Regions from separate parts of the Mus musculus genome. Here all the other regions are linked to region 1. The links are chromatin loops, found by intact Hi-C in ENCODE. Cell type or tissue: left cerebral cortex. All regions are shown on one strand.

The links. Peaks named below come from ENCODE experiments on the same cell type or tissue, not always from the same donor. Only the 100,000 strongest peaks of a DNase experiment are listed, where the experiment ranks them.
Region 2: it touches region 1 in a loop (5-fold over the local background); 2 of 42 quality-filtered maps call a loop at or near these places.
Region 3: it touches region 1 in a loop (10-fold over the local background); 22 of 42 quality-filtered maps call a loop at or near these places.

The regions. Positions count from the first base shown.
Region 1 is chr9:67,041,521-67,046,520 of GRCm38, forward strand. The region is part of intron 2 of Tpm1 (tropomyosin 1, alpha); the gene reads right to left. Among named protein-coding and RNA genes, the nearest start is that of Tpm1, 5.2 kb to the right of the region's middle. RefSeq lists an enhancer at 1-2,001. In left cerebral cortex, CTCF peaks have their summits at 2,548 (motif pointing left) and 3,600; DNase peaks (open chromatin) are centred at 910, 2,480, 2,990, 3,194 and 1 more place; H3K4me3 peaks cover 2,817 bases; H3K27ac peaks cover 2,949 bases.
Region 2 is chr9:66,832,806-66,837,805 of GRCm38, forward strand. It overlaps Aph1c (aph1 homolog C, gamma secretase subunit), which reads right to left and starts at 1,901. Exons shown (of 6, transcript NM_026674.3): 1 at 1,681-1,901; 2 at 354-524. The coding sequence starts at 1,793. In left cerebral cortex, CTCF peaks have their summits at 1,168 and 2,441; DNase peaks (open chromatin) are centred at 1,253, 2,046 and 2,774; H3K4me3 peaks cover 1,893 bases; H3K27ac peaks cover 755 bases.
Region 3 is chr9:67,211,012-67,216,011 of GRCm38, forward strand. No RefSeq gene overlaps it. Among named protein-coding and RNA genes, the nearest start is that of Mir190a, 23 kb to the right of the region's middle. In left cerebral cortex, a CTCF peak has its summit at 2,438; a DNase peak (open chromatin) is centred at 2,453.

The sequences.
Region 1 (5,000 bases):
GTCAAGCATTACATCAAGGAGAGCAATTTCATTCCAAGATTTTGAAGGGCCCCCACACCTTGGAAAACCAGGAGGAGGAAGGAAATGATACTTGCTCTTTCTAAGGTACGGCCCAGTTTAGTAGGGCCCATTAAGTCTGCCTCAGTCTCAGTACTTGAACCTGGGCCAACTCTACAGTGAATTTTTTTTTTTTTTTTTTTTTTTTTTTGCAGTGGCTCATGGCTTTGTCACTAAACCTTAATCTTTGCTTCCTAGAGAAACTGTTACTGCTAGCTTAACTCACAGCCTCAGATCCATCTAATAACAACCTAAATTGCCTCTGCCCATCTGTAGCTTTCCGTTTGAAAAGTCAGGAGCAACAACTAGCAGTTTGCAAGTGGCTCACCAGTGCTAAACCTCGGCTCTAAGATGCTATGGGGGTCCTGACCAATCGATCACCCTGCTAGATGATTCCCGGAAAACGGGGATTTAAAAAGGATTTAAATTGCTCTAAATGAAGGCACAAGGTTTTGAAAGGAATGAAAGCTCCAACCTTAGCGAAGTAGCCTGGAAACACTGTTATAAAAACGAAGTACAAAATAGCACGTGTACCTTTTACCACCAGTCACTAGGCTCCGAGTCCAGTGCCTCCTCAACCCAGTCCTTCCAGCCTGCCCACTTCCCCTCCTCAAGTTGAGAAAATAATTGTTGATTTAAAGCACTAAATGGGGGGAATTTTACGGGTAATGAAGTGAGTAGGGCTATTTTCAGGAGCTCTTGCCAAGCAATTACAGTAAAGAATGCTAAGCAAGGCGGTACTGGACATTGATAAAAACAGGGTGGTTTAAGTAGCACTATCTCCATGTGCTAAGCCCCACTGTGATCTCTTTACATACTAATCACATTTTATTCATAGGGACCGGAACCAAAGCTCCAACAGTTGTCCCCAGACAGTGAGGAGGTGGGCCAGGATTCAAACCCTGGGAAACTGGGCCCCAGTCTCTGCATCCTGTTCTTAGTTCACTGGTTCATAGCAGTTAGCCAGGCACGGATCAGAATTAATCTATCACCAGCCACCTTGAGGCCTTTATAGTGGGTCTTTTGCTGACTAGTCCTCTCAAGCGAATATTAAAAGTTATTTTTTGCCCATTGGTTTTAAAAATATCTTTATCTGCATTTTTTATCTTAAACTTCCTCTAGTTGGGTCTTCCTCTTAGGAAGACTTTCTTGGTTCTCTATATTTTATACAAAACATGTTAGGGAGTTTCTGTAAGACACCATACAACCATTCCAAACACTTAGCCAGAAGGAATGACTCAATTCAGCGTAGTCCTGTGCATATTAAGCACAGCTGGACACCATATTATTATTTTTTGTCATAAAGTTTCCAAGGTGTTTGAATACCTTGATTTTAACACATACACTCAAGACTAACAAATATCTAATATTCCTTTGAAACTCTGTTTCTGTTTGCTCGATACATTTGCCTTTTGAAGAAAGGAGCTAGGTGCTATGTTCAACGGGGGGGGGGGGGGGGTGTTAGCCAGCAAAAGGTATACTCAGTAGCAGTCGACATCTGGCCAACTTTTGTCAAAACTCGTTAGAAAGGGATATCTATTGTAGAGCGAGGGATATCTACTTGGGAGATGGGAGGGCTAAAAAAACCTAAGACTATAAGGGCTATGAGAGTTAGCTCTTCCCTCAGAACCTGGTCCTGTCAAGGTCTTTAACCTCCATAGAGAAACAGCTTCTAGGAAACACAGGATCAACAGAGACAAAAGTCCAGTATCCCAAGGCCCCGAAGTCCCAGTGCTTCTCCCCAGGGACTGGTCTTTAAAAGGAGGGCTCCTCCTTCCAACCCCAGTGTGAGTTAATAAATGGCAGCAGCGCAAAGTGCGCATCCCGGGGACCCATTTCATGGTCGCCCCAAAACCTCCTCATCGGCTCTCTTGCTCCCCCCCGGAGGTTTTACTCTATATCAAGGAGCTATCCCGGCAGGGCTGAGTAGTCGGGTGCCAGCTGGCCTAGGTGCGCCAGGTGCGGCGTGGGGGCCTCGGGGTGATGGGTGGGTCCCTTACGGTTTCCCGCAGCTTCCGCTCCTGGTCCAGCTCGCGCTGCAGGCTGCCCGCACGCTCCTCCGCGGCATCCGCCTGCTCCTGCAGGCTCCGGATCTTTCTCCGCACCGCCTCCAGCGAGCTGCTACCCGCCATGGCGAGGCGGTGGCTGAGGCTGTGCTCTGCCTCCGCGCTCTGCAGCTGCTACTGCTGCTGCCGCTACCGAGCCCAGGTCCGGTTCGTCCCGCCCAGGCCGGCTTTGTAACGCCGGCGCCCCCTGCGGCTAAGAAGCAGGCCGGAAGTCACGGCTCCTGGGCCGCACAGAGAGAGCCGCGGGCGGGTGCGCGAGCGCAGGGGACAGGCGCGGCGGGCAGGCGGGCGGGGCCCGGTGGACCCCGGGAACTAGCTGCCCATGGAACCACTGCGCGTGCGCGCGGGGATGGCTGGCTCTAGGCTGCTTTGCCTAGAGCGAGGCCACCGCAGGAGGGCGTTTGCATCCACTCCGCTGAGCCTGGGCCAAGTAGAAGATCTGGATGCTAAAGCCTATTGCGACTCCTGCTGGCCATTTGGAGCGCTCCGAAATCCCGATTCTCCTGAAGCTGAGTAAGGGTAGAAACCTAGACTTTGAACGTACCCTAAACGCTGTAAAGAACAGCATCATTCCTAATGCTAAAGGCATTGACAACTCCTGGATGCTCGGAGCACTCTGTAATCCCGATTTACCAGAGTCTGAACAGGTAACTTGGAGCCTGAAATATGAATATCCTAAAGATCCGTGTAAAGAACAACAGAACACAAGATTCTGACTAAAAGAACTCCAGAATCCAAACTATTTCACCAAGTGTAAATTACTAGCTGGCAAAGCGTAGTGGTTAGATCTCCTGTTCTAAATACAGCTTTTTTAAGGTTTGAATCTGGCTCTTAAGTCTCTGCTGGCTGTGTGCCTTTGGACAAATGACTTCTCAGGGCTTTATCTCTTAAAAAAACGAGTATAATAGTACAGGGCTCTTCACAGGGCTGTTGACAATTATCAGATGATATAAAACATTTAACAATGCCTTACATATTTAAGGACTCAAACTATATAATTAAGCACACATGCACTACCATAAGAGTTTGTCTGGACCCCATAACGAACTGTGCAACCTCAGGCAATTCAGCCTGATATCTGGAATCTGAGGAACCGGTCTGTACGACCACAGGAACCTGTGACAGAGCCTCTGGTTACCAGATGGAAAGCCACATGGACACACTCTGTTAAGAACCCATCTCTGCCATCCCTACTTGCAAATGTTTTTAAAAGCTTGTCAAGTCTCCGGGATTTTTATCCTGCACCTTTGTCAAAGAATCAATCCTAGCCTTGTTTAAATGTGTGGGAGTGGAGAATGAAAACGAAGGTAGAAAAAGAAAAGAAAAAAAAAAAAAACCAAAACCAAACCAAAACAAACAAACAAAAACCCTGCCTAGCCTGTCTTCCAAAGCTGGAACACCTCTGGAATTCCTAGTCGACTCTGGTCTGTGCTGAGGAAGCAAAGCCTGCGAACTCCAGCTAGGTCCCTCACATCCGGTAGGTGGAGCCTCTTGCTTGGTTTCTAAGCAGTCTGTCTGCAAGCATTGGTGGGTACAGATCCTTCCAAGAGCTCACAGATCATCTGCCTCCAACCTTGAGGATGCCCAGACAGGGCATCTGCAATCCTCCAAGAGCAGTCTAGGGAACAGACTGGCCACTTGCCGGTGCAGTAAGCAGTCACCCTAATAATTTAATGTCTTCCTTTTCAACTCCTCCTAGGATGTCAGTTTCTGGAGAGATTATTTTCATGCCGATGTCCTTAAAGAAGAGCTATGGGTTGTTTAGCTACCGGTTAGAATCCCTTGGTTGTTTAAGAAACACTGTAGCTAGGTCGCATCTGAAGAGATCCTGGTGTGACTCACTCAAGGGAAAACCTGAGTTTAGATAAGCCTGAGTCACTACATAAGGAAAAAACCTAGAGGGAAGAAGACTCACATCCTGTAAACAATCAGCTACATCACAGTTATTTGGGGGAAAGAGCCAAGATAATCGAGTCTTAACAGAACTCAGCCTCATTTAGGTGGGGGGTGGGGGGAAACAACAGTAAAAATACAAAACAGATTTCTGGGAGTATTAGCCCCCAAGTGACAGGCAGCCTTTTAAACTAAGGGTGGGGGTGGGGGAGACACTTCTGGACTATAGTTTCTAAAAGTAGGTTGGCAAATTGAGACAATGTTTTTAGTAATAATCAAAAATTATATTTTTAACACTAGATAGTAGACTGTCCCCACGGCAAGGAGGCTGGCTGCCTTCTCTCCAGCCCGCCTCTTTCCTCTGGTGACACCTGTCTCTCCCTCAAGTCTTAGCTATTTCAAGTGAGTCAGGATCTCTCTAAATATAACAAAAACAAAACAAAACTTCATAAACTTCCTTCAACATCCCGAGTCTCCAGCAGAACTTACAGTATTTTAAAGAGGAAGATGATCAATACACTAACCAAAAGAGAGAGAGATACACGCTCACACCATATTTAGAGACAGCTTTCCAGATCATAGAAAGAACCAAAACTGGCTCTAAGAACCTCCCTCCCCTCCTGGCTCCACCCCCACAGACGACTTTAAATAGCCTCTTTTCTACTTCTGCCCCACCCCATTCCAGTGCTCCCCCCCCCCATTTCTTATTAAAGACATGATTACCACTACATAGTTACAGCAATTATTATCTCTCCCCCTTAAGAATTATAGTAGTGTTTTTTCCCCCTCCTGCTTCCATTGGTACTGGGGCTATTTGCAAATTCTCTGAATTCCTTTCCTTATATGGAATATCTCTCCTTGATCTATCAGCGGCTCTTTTGAAAAACCTAAATAAACGTCCTGCAGGAGATTTTGGGGGTGACTGGGCATCCTCCATGGAGCACATACAAAGGAGACATCTGACCCACATTATACAAAACAGGC
Region 2 (5,000 bases), 210 kb before region 1:
AACTCACTTTGTAAACCAGACTGGCCTCAAACTCACAGATCTCTGCCTGCCTCTGGGGATTAAGGTGTGCACCACCAGAGCTTCTGTTTTACCTTTGCACCTCCAGTTCTGACAAAGTATCTGGGAAAATTCTCAAGAAACACTTTTGGGAGGAAGGAGAAGGAGGGAAAGGCAAGGGAGCAGGGGAGCAGGGGAGCAGGGGAGCAGGAGGGTGGGAGGGCGGGCGGGCGGACAGGCAGGCAGGCAGGCAAGCCAGGTCATAAATTTAAATACAATTTTCAGGCTAGAAATGTAACAACCACCAAATCATAATTCAAGTCTAACTGGGAAAATAAAACAAACATTTAACTTACTTTAACAGCTTATAATATGCGAGCCTGAACAGCTCTTGGATACAGACAGAGAGCAACGCTCCGAAGATGAGCAGATAATTCTGTACTGATTCATCTCTGTTGTTAGTAATGACTCTCACTAGGAACCAAAACATGGACGAAAGCAGGAGAGACACCAACCAGAAGAAAGCACTGGAACGTAGAAGACAAAAGTCACGAGTTAACAGAAGCACAGGAAACAAATATCTTGATCTTTTTTAGGAAAGAACCCCTTCACATGGTATTCCGAATCAGCATTTGCTAATCAATGGTCCATTTTCCTCCTAGTGAAAAAACAGTCCAAGAGGAACGTCAGATGCCCTCAACAAGGACGATTCAGTGACCCTGTCTGTGTACACCAGAACACTATCTGCCAAGGACTGGCAACGAGGAAGTTGGTTACTGCTTTGCCTCATTGGTGTGCCATAGAAACATATAACCAGTGGCTGTTACAATTTTCATATCCTAGAAAATGTGAATTTAATGGCTTAGCTGTCTGTAAAGATAAGTATCTTTTCTGAAGGAAAACAAACACCTACACCTGTATTTATTGTGTGCACCATGGAAAACTCAGAAGTTGAAAACCCATGCTGTGGTCTAGTTGTTTTCCAGGCCCGGTTCTTACAACCTTCCTGTGGACTTTAAGGACACAGCAAGCTTGACGTTCAACAGACTCTATTGATTTTTAATGCCAACAGCGAAGGAGCACTATTTATTACAGGAAAAAAGAACGCAGAGAGGCTGGAGTTCCTGGCTAGCCAGTGAGTTGCCTGGGTGCCAAGTCTCAGAAACTCAGTCTCAGCAGGTGCAAAGGGATCAAGACCGCAGTCACCAGCAGAGTTAGATATTTACCAAGTTCTCAGCAAGACTGGTCAGGTGTTGCAGCGGTTTTCTCAGGCTTTCACCATTGGCTGCACCCCAACCATTACCCAGGGGCCTACAAGAAAAATCTGAGCCCAAATTCCTCACAGGCATTCTGAGTCCAAGAACGGGGGTTGAGGAGGTGGACAACTGATCCCCAGGTGTCTTTAATGGCAGAGAGTGAGAACAGCTCTTCGATGCCGCTGAGCACTGAGTGAAATGAGAAATTCCTACGGAAAGACTAAGGCTCCATACACGAATGTATCCACTTATTCCCATCTTCCACAGAAGCCAAGACCCGCAGGACTCGCCTGCTCAGCCTGAACCCCCTCCCCCCAGTCTTGGACAGTCCCACAAGCTGGGAGCCACTGGGAGATGGGGATCCCGGGGTCGTGGAAACCCAGGAGAGGGAGGGACCCGCGGTGTCCGGGACTCGGCTCAACCTCACCCAGCGATGAGGAAAATGACGCGCAAAGGGTCGGTGGCGATGGTGAAGAGGTAGAGTGCGAACGCGGGCCCGAAGGCGATGAAGGCGCAACCGAAGAACACAGGCAGCGTCATGGTACCCACAGAAGCCAGTCCCGGGGGACCTGAGTGGATCCGAGGTGACTGGGACGATTTCTTAGCGGAATGCGGGGCGGGGCAGGCCTGCCAGGTACTCCGGGCTCGATCAGAGAAGGGGGCGGAGCAAAGCCCGGGAGGCGGGGCCTCGAGGTGCTCCAAGGCTTTTTTGAGCGGAGGGCGGGACGTACGAGAGGCGGTGCCTTAGGGGCGGTTTCTGGCCAATCAGAGCCTGGGGGCGGTGCAGGACACAGCCAGTCAGAGCAGAGGGCGGAGCGGCGCTCTAGATGAAGTGCCTTGAGATGCTCCGCGGCTTGTTTTTGCAGAGGGCGGGGTGGAGTCGAGGAGGCGGGTCCTCGAGCTGCTCCACAGCAAGGCAGGACTGGGCGGGGGCGGAGCTCGAAAAACAGAGCCTGTATCGCACAACGGTCAGTCGCAGAGGGGTGTCCAGGCGGATCTCGGGAGGTAGTTCCAGGAGGTGCTCCAGGCGCTGAGAGCGAATGGCGGTGCAGGATTCGGGAAGCTATTTCTTGAGAGGCTCAGAGTACTGTTAGAACCTGTGCAGCGGCATCGAGAAGCTGTCAGAGAGGCGGTTCCTCGAGGGGCTCCACGTGCTGTCAGAACCGGGGCGGCCTCTAGTGTCTCTGCGTGCGTACAGCGCAGGGGACAGGGCCTCGAGGGGCTTCACAAGCGGTCAGAGCGGAGGTGCAGCCTGGAAGGATTCGGTGTGCGGGCAGGCTGGGCAGCAACGCGGCCTCCTGGGACTCCACGTGCCGTCAGACTGCGGGGCGGGGCCTTGAGGGCTGGGCAGTTCTTCAGAGCACTCGGGGTGCTGAGAATGGAAAGGGGTCCTTCAAGGTTTCTTCTCTAGGTTTCTTGGGGCAATGAAAGTTGCCCGCCGAACTGGGCGGGCGCCTAGACCTCCGAGAGGCAAAGGGCTACACCAAGCCTCAGACTTGCCAGCGCTGCAGGTCCTTATTCCAAAGCGTGGCTCACTGAAGACTTAAAAGCTGTGCCCCAGCCCTCTTGCCTGTGGGTACACATTGTCCCTGGTGCTGGCCAACTGTAAGGTGGTCTAAGGGAGATTACCAGGCCACTTTTGTGCTGAAGGTCAATTGAAGTAAACAGCAGGACAGGGGCACGGTTCCTTTAAAGTAAGTATTTTTTCTGTGTCCGTGGTTGCAGGAATGTGGGGCTCCCATCCTATGTAAAAATCCAACTGGGCTGGTATGACCCAGGTGAATCATCCCCTATGGAAAAGGAATAATGAAATACTGACGAGTTGTTCTGACAAGTTGGTTTCTGTGCCACTAACAGCCCTGATCTCCAAAAACTTAAAAAATTTTAAAGGCATTCTCTAATCATATCTGAATTTAAATTTCAGGACAAACAACCACAGCTATGTTAAGAATGCTACAAGGTTAATATTGACTAATTACATTCATGTTTGTGGAGAATTGAAACGCTGTAGATACAGAGCCAATATCTTGGGCTATCTAGCCTCTTTAACAGCTATTCATTCCCACCTCTGCATCTGCTCTAATGCCCTTGTGACTATCACGTGACAGGTTTTTTCCTTCATATTTACTACTAGCCTCCACAAACCCCAAAGCTAAGAATGTCATCGGATTGCAGCATCTGACACCTGTAGCAGAGATTTCCCTGCTCTGCTCTGCCCCACTTACCTGATATTTCCAATAATGCATCTGAAAGGGGCCTTGATTTATTACTTTCTTTTGTAACTGTAAAAACTTCATGTACTCATTTCCATGTGGGAAAACAGTATTTGGGGCAACCCCAATACTCTGTTCCCCAGGCCAAGATCACTCAAATTTGGCTGCAGAATAAACAATTTTGAAATGAGAGCTGTGTTTTGCTTGACATTCTTATAGTAACATCGCTTTGCTATACATTCAATCACAAGTCAATTTCAGTGATGCATCTGTCTTCCTGTTTAAATGTAAACTTCCAGAGGGAAAAGACTTTGTTATTTCCCAGTGCCTAGAAGAAACTAAAGTAAGGAATAGAATAATCTTGAAGATGAAGCATTGAAGCATCTGAAATCTATTAATTTCATAATTTCTAAGAAGCTTAAGAATAAAGATTATAAAGTTCTCTGGCCATTCATATTTAAGATACATCTTTATTCATGTTAAGTGAGACTACCTCATGAGTTATCTTGAGGACCAAGCCTGACACACCTATACATTCTGAATATCCATTGCTATAGTCTGCATCTGACCTGTCTCCTTCTGGCCAAGTTTGAACACTTGGACCCCAATTGGTGGCACGGTTCAGGAAGGTTGTTGACTCTTCAGGAGGTAGAGCACTGATGGAAGAAGTGGTTCATTAGGGATGGGCTTGAGGTTTTGTAACCCAGTCTGATTTCCTGATCATCATTGGCTTTGTGATTGTAGATGCAATGTGACCAGCTGCCTCTCCTCTTCTTGCTATGCCTTTCCCACCTTCATGAAGTGTAAGCTCCTCAACTGTAAGCCAAAAGAAACCGTTCATCCCTGAAACTGTTTCGTGTCAGGTATCTTGTCAACAGCAATAAGAAACATAACTAATACACCCATCACAAATGGTTCTGGGAAAGCCTCAGTAAAAAGACACTGAGAAAAGACACTTTCTCACTGGTAGAAAAAGCTGGGAACTAGTTTAAGGCATTTTGTTTATCATGTCTGAAAAATAAGAACTATTTCTTACAGAAGCTGTCATCTTTGCCACCTTAAACAGTCACATGTACATTTATTCCACTCTATATTTATTAGTTTGAAACAGGGTCTCATTACATAGCTCTGACTGGCCTGGAACTTACTATACAGACCAAGCTGGCTTTGAACTCATAAAGGACTCTTCCTCCTTAGCACTGGGATAAAATGTCTGTGCCACCATAGTAGGCCTATTTTTTTTTTTTTAAGTTATGTATAGGTGTGTATGTCTGTGTGTGGGAATGTGCACATGAGGGCAGGTGCCCACAGGGGCCAAAGGCATCTGGCCTCATGGGACTGCAGTTACAGACAGTTGTGAGCCACCTCATGTGGGTTCTAGGAACTGAACATTGGTCTTCTGGACGAACAGCAAGCGCTCTTAAGAGTTCCAGCTGGGGCTGGAGAGATGGCTCAGCGGTTAAGAGCACTGACTGCTCTTCCAGAGGCCCTGAGTTCAATTCCCAGCAGCCACATGGTGGCTCACAACCATCTG
Region 3 (5,000 bases), 170 kb after region 1:
AGACCACACCTCCTAATAGTCCCACTCCCTCCTTAGGAGCCTATGGGGGCCATTTCCATTCAAACCATCACCACGCTCATGGCCTGTTTTCACACCAATAGAACACTTACTAAGACAGGAAACAAACAACCCACAGTGGGAAGGGAGCTTGGAAGAAAGAGTAAGAAAGCCCCAAGTATTGGGGAAACCCAAGCTATGAAGGAAAACATTGTTAGAAAAGGATTTTTTTTTTTTTAAAGAAGAAGAGAAGTTACAGTTTTCTAAATGATTCAGACTTGGAAAGCTGCATGACTTTGGCCTGGTAAGCTACCACATTGGAATGTGAGAGGTAGTGGTGGTGGTAGCTTGGAATTCTGGGAAGGAAAAGTACAGTATCTCATTACAGGGATAATTATTGCACCTGTCGATAGCATAGCTTGAGGCAAACACTCCTTCCTGGTGGCGGTATCTTAGTCAAATGACTTACAACCACCTTCATTTTGTGACTACTACTTGCACAGTGGAACATGACATTCAGGGTGGCCTGGATCTGTGTTCCTGGGCCATGGTTGCTCACGCGTGGTTCAGAATAAGGTACCTCTCACTTCCTGTTGTGACTTTTCCTGGAGAGACTTGATCATGTTAGACACGGATTACCTAGTCATACTGTAACACTCCCTTTGGAGCAAGAGGTGTGTCTTTTTACCCACAGTTGTTAGACAAGCTGGTTAATGAGGTCACTACAGATTTGGAGTCCTGACTGTTTTCCCTCTGCCATCTTCGGGATAGACTCAATCCTGAGGCTAAAGCTGGAACTTCCATTCATCACTGCTGTGGGAGAGAGTCCAACACCGCCAGCAGATATTTCTTCTCCCCTCAGAAGAACCAGGGTGTACGTAAAGTCCACAGCCAAACACCCACCAGTAGGAGGAACGAGACCTTCCTTGACCCAGAGCACCTGTAGCTTCCAGTCAACTCCCCAGTTAGCACTGCTCCATTTTGAAAGGAACTGGGGAGTTAAGTAGAACTCTTCATCATGGATTCCTAGCGGTCTTGAAAGCAACTTGCTCAAAGTCACTTCTCTGAAGCCCAAAGCTCTTACGTGTTCTTTTTGCTTCCTTCCTTTGTCTCCAGACATTGAAGGAAGAAAGCCTGAGGTGTTGAACTGCAAGTGCCTATGGCCCAGGTGCCTGCACGGTTTATTAAAGAAACCTTTCTCTCTGTCTCCCCGTTTTTCTTCTAGACGGCCCTTTGTGGGTCCAGGCCATGAGCACCGTCTTCTAGGGACCAGGTCACACCATCAGAAGTCTTTTCTCTATTTCAGTAACAACTTTCTTTGGGTTGGATCCTGTACTGGCTATTTTTTTATGTCAGCTTGACACAAGCTAGGCTCACTGGGAAGAAAGAATCTTAAGTGAGAAAATACTTTCATATGATTGGTCCATAGGGAAGACTTATAGGGCATTTCTTGATATATAATTGATGGAGGAGGGCTTAGCTCACTGTGGGCACTGCCATCCTAAGCTAGTAATCCAGAACACTATAAGAAAGCAGGCCGAACAAGCCACGGGGAGCAAGCCAGTAGCAGCTCTCCTCCATGGCCTCTGCTTCAGCTCCTGACTCTAGATTCCTTTCCTGAGTTTCTGCCCTGACTTCTTGATGATGAACTGTGATCCAGAAGTGAAAGGGAAAGAACTCTTTGCTCCCTAATTTGCTGTTGGTCATAGTGTTTAGTTACAGCCATAGGAACATTAATAGACCCTAGCTTCCAGCTTTGTCAGTGGTGAGAGTTGACAAAGAGGTGCCAGTATATTAAGGATCAAATTGTGTTTCTTCGAAGCTGTGTTCGGAAGGGACTCCTAGCAAAGCACTCTTTGGAGGAGCTGTTTTGGACAGCTAGGGTGGGGCTGTATAGGTGAATAAGGAAGACAAGACAGCTGTGGTGGGCAGTAACTGTTTACGCACAGTCTTATGTTGCGTGTTCAAAGTTCAAACCAGAGGGCCCTCAAACACTGGTCACCAACAAACTAAATCCATCCTGTCTAAGCCATTTCATAGCTTTGGAAGCTGGTGAGGTTACATGCAACACGATGTGACCCCTGCCTGTGGCCTAGAAGAGGCTATCTCAAAGATGAAACATAGGCAGGTAATAATTCTAGTGATATTTTAGAGTAGGACTCTGATGAATTCAAGGTGTGGTTGCAAAAGCATTTGTCCCTAGATCATACAATAATTAAAACAACACCAACCAAAAAATCCCCAAGGATAAAAATACTGGTGTGATAGCATGGATTCCACGGTCTCTGGAGATATTGGACACACACAGATGTCTTCAAGCCCTCAAGAAGTTCCAGAGACACACAAAGATATTCACCTACACTTTGCTTCTTAAATTTTTCCTAGAAACTTTTTTCCCTCCAGAGAGACAGGGACACTCTACTAATGTCCCATGGAACCACACTGCCCCCTGTGGAACAGCCTGGTGCTGGCCAACTGTGCTGCTGGCTGCAAACATGGCTACCTTCTAAGACATGGGGCAGGGCTGTCCTGACAAGTCAAGCCTGCATGTCTGAAGATCGTGGGGCAAAGTTGCACTGGTGCGAGATCCCCTGCGCGTCTCTCTTCTCCCCTTTGGGATGAAGCTCCACACTCTACATTTTAGCACTGTCAATCTCCGTTTCTACACTTTACAGTTTTAGCCTTTTATGATTTTTCTCTCCTCCCCCTCCCCACAGCTCCAAACATCCTCCACTGCTGCTAAAAGCTCGACCTTGGCCAATTGCTTCCCTGGCTGCCTTTGATGGGCAGCTCCAGCCATCTCCTGGGCAGCTTGAGTTCCTGTCCCTCTCTGAAACTCTGGGTCCTTCTAGCAAGTGGAAGTGGGACTGACTTCTCCAGAGCCTAAGGTCTTGGAGGAAAGTAATGTTTTCTACAGACCCGGGTGCTGAAGTAACGACAGCCCTCCGTCTTCCTTCCTGCTTCTCTAACGATCCCTATAACATCAGAGTGCTGGGAGCACAGAGCCACCAGCTTTGCTCTGGATCTCTTTACACCTTGGGTCACCCAAGCCCCACACGCCTATGGAAGAGGATCAGCCTTCTGATGAAACCTGGAGCATTTCTGCAGCACAGTTCGGAGCAGAGGAGAACCAAACTTCCTTTTCCAAGCTGTAGAATTCCTGAAGCCAGAATTGAAGGGGAATTCTAAATATGGTCCCAAGGGTTTGGGCCTTGTACTGACCTTCTTAGGTAATGCCCCTGGACAGACCATCCTGTCCTTGCCCCAGTCCACCCTGGAACACAATGCCAGAGGCTTTCTTACTCTGGGGGAAATGGCGCAAGCAATTCTGTTGTGTTCAGGGCAAAGATGTTTAAATGACAATGCCCAGGGGAATGTCTCTCAGACACATAGTTACCATGGCACACAGGTGTTCCAGAGGACCCAGATTTGTTTCCTGTAAGCACTCTTGTAAGGCAGCACTCAACCACCAACTACCTGCAATTACAGTTCCAAGGAATCCTGTGCTCTCTGGCCTCTGTGGTGTGTTTAAACATATTCATTCTCTCTCTCTCTCTCTCTCTCTCTCTCTCTCTCTCTCTCTCTCTCTCTCATACACACACACACACAACTTTTTAAAGATGTCATGGTCAAAAAAAGGGGGGGCAAAGTAGGATTCTGGGAGCATCATTTGGAAGACATCACTGGCTGAGCAGCAGAGAGGAAGGTTCTTAGTCAGTGACCTCTGGATGCCCCCTTCCTGCCACAAACATATATGGAATGGAATGGTCCTGTGGTCTTTCCTCTCTCCCAACCCCCACATCCCTCATTGCTCAGGAGCCTCTAGTATGAGCCAGGCTCTGCCTCATGTATGTATTGCCCCACGGTCCTCTCCCCACCTCAGCCTGTTTGATTTCCATCCTGCCCGTCAGGTTTTCATTGAGGATCTCAGCAGGCTGACTGTGAAACCATGAGCTCTGCATGGACCAGCCAGCCTTGTGTATGCAGCAGAGAACGAGACCTGGCCTCAAACAAGAGGAAGGCAAGGGCCAGCATCAGAGTTTGTCCTCTGACCTCCACACACACGTGCCTTTCCCCTTCCATATATAAGTACTGTATGAAATTCTCAAAGAATTAAGTGTTTTAAAAGTCGGTAAATAAGCAAACCATGAGCTTTAGAAGAAACAACCTGAATCTCTTTGTCCTTTATTAGTGGATCTTAACGGAGTAACTGGGAAATCCCAGCTCTATTGGGTGAGTGAACTTGGAGTAGTTCTCTACCTCTCTGTGCTTTGGCCTTATGTCTTAGGGCTTTACTGCTGTGAACACACATTATGACCAAGGCAACTCTTATAAAGGAAACATTTAATTGGGGCTGGCTTACAGGTTCAGAGGTTCAGTCCAGTATCATCAAGGTGGGAACATGGCAGCATCCAGACAGATGTGGGGCTGGAGGAGCTGGAATTCCACCTCTTGTTCTGAAGGCAAACAGGAGAAGACTGGCTCCCACGTGGCTAGGAGGAGGGTCTCACTGTCCACCCTACAGTGACATACTTCTTCCAACAAGGCCACACCTCCTAATCGTGCCACTCCCTGGGCCAAGTATATTCAAACCACTGTACTTTATATCTACCTGTGTGTCTTGCTATGAGGAATAAACAGGGGTAACGGGTCAGTAGCCACCTCACATCTGCGTTCCTGTGCCAGCCTGTCTGATGGCAGTTCCCTCCCGCTACTGGATCCCCATCCTGGAGAATTCTGGGACCCCAACATGATGTATATTCTTGACTTCTTCCCCTCCTGTCACTCCAAGCCCCGGACTCACTGAATTGCTCCTTGTTCTAAGTCATTGTCTCATTAAACCCAGGCTGTTGCCTTTACAACCCTACAGCTTGAAGTGTCTCTCCTTCACTGCTGTGAAACTCCAGTGCATAGGAATCGGGCAGACCACACCCTCTAGGAAGCCTTGCCCACCTTCAGAGCAGTACCCTATTATTCCCATTTCTCTGAGTCTAGGGTTTGTC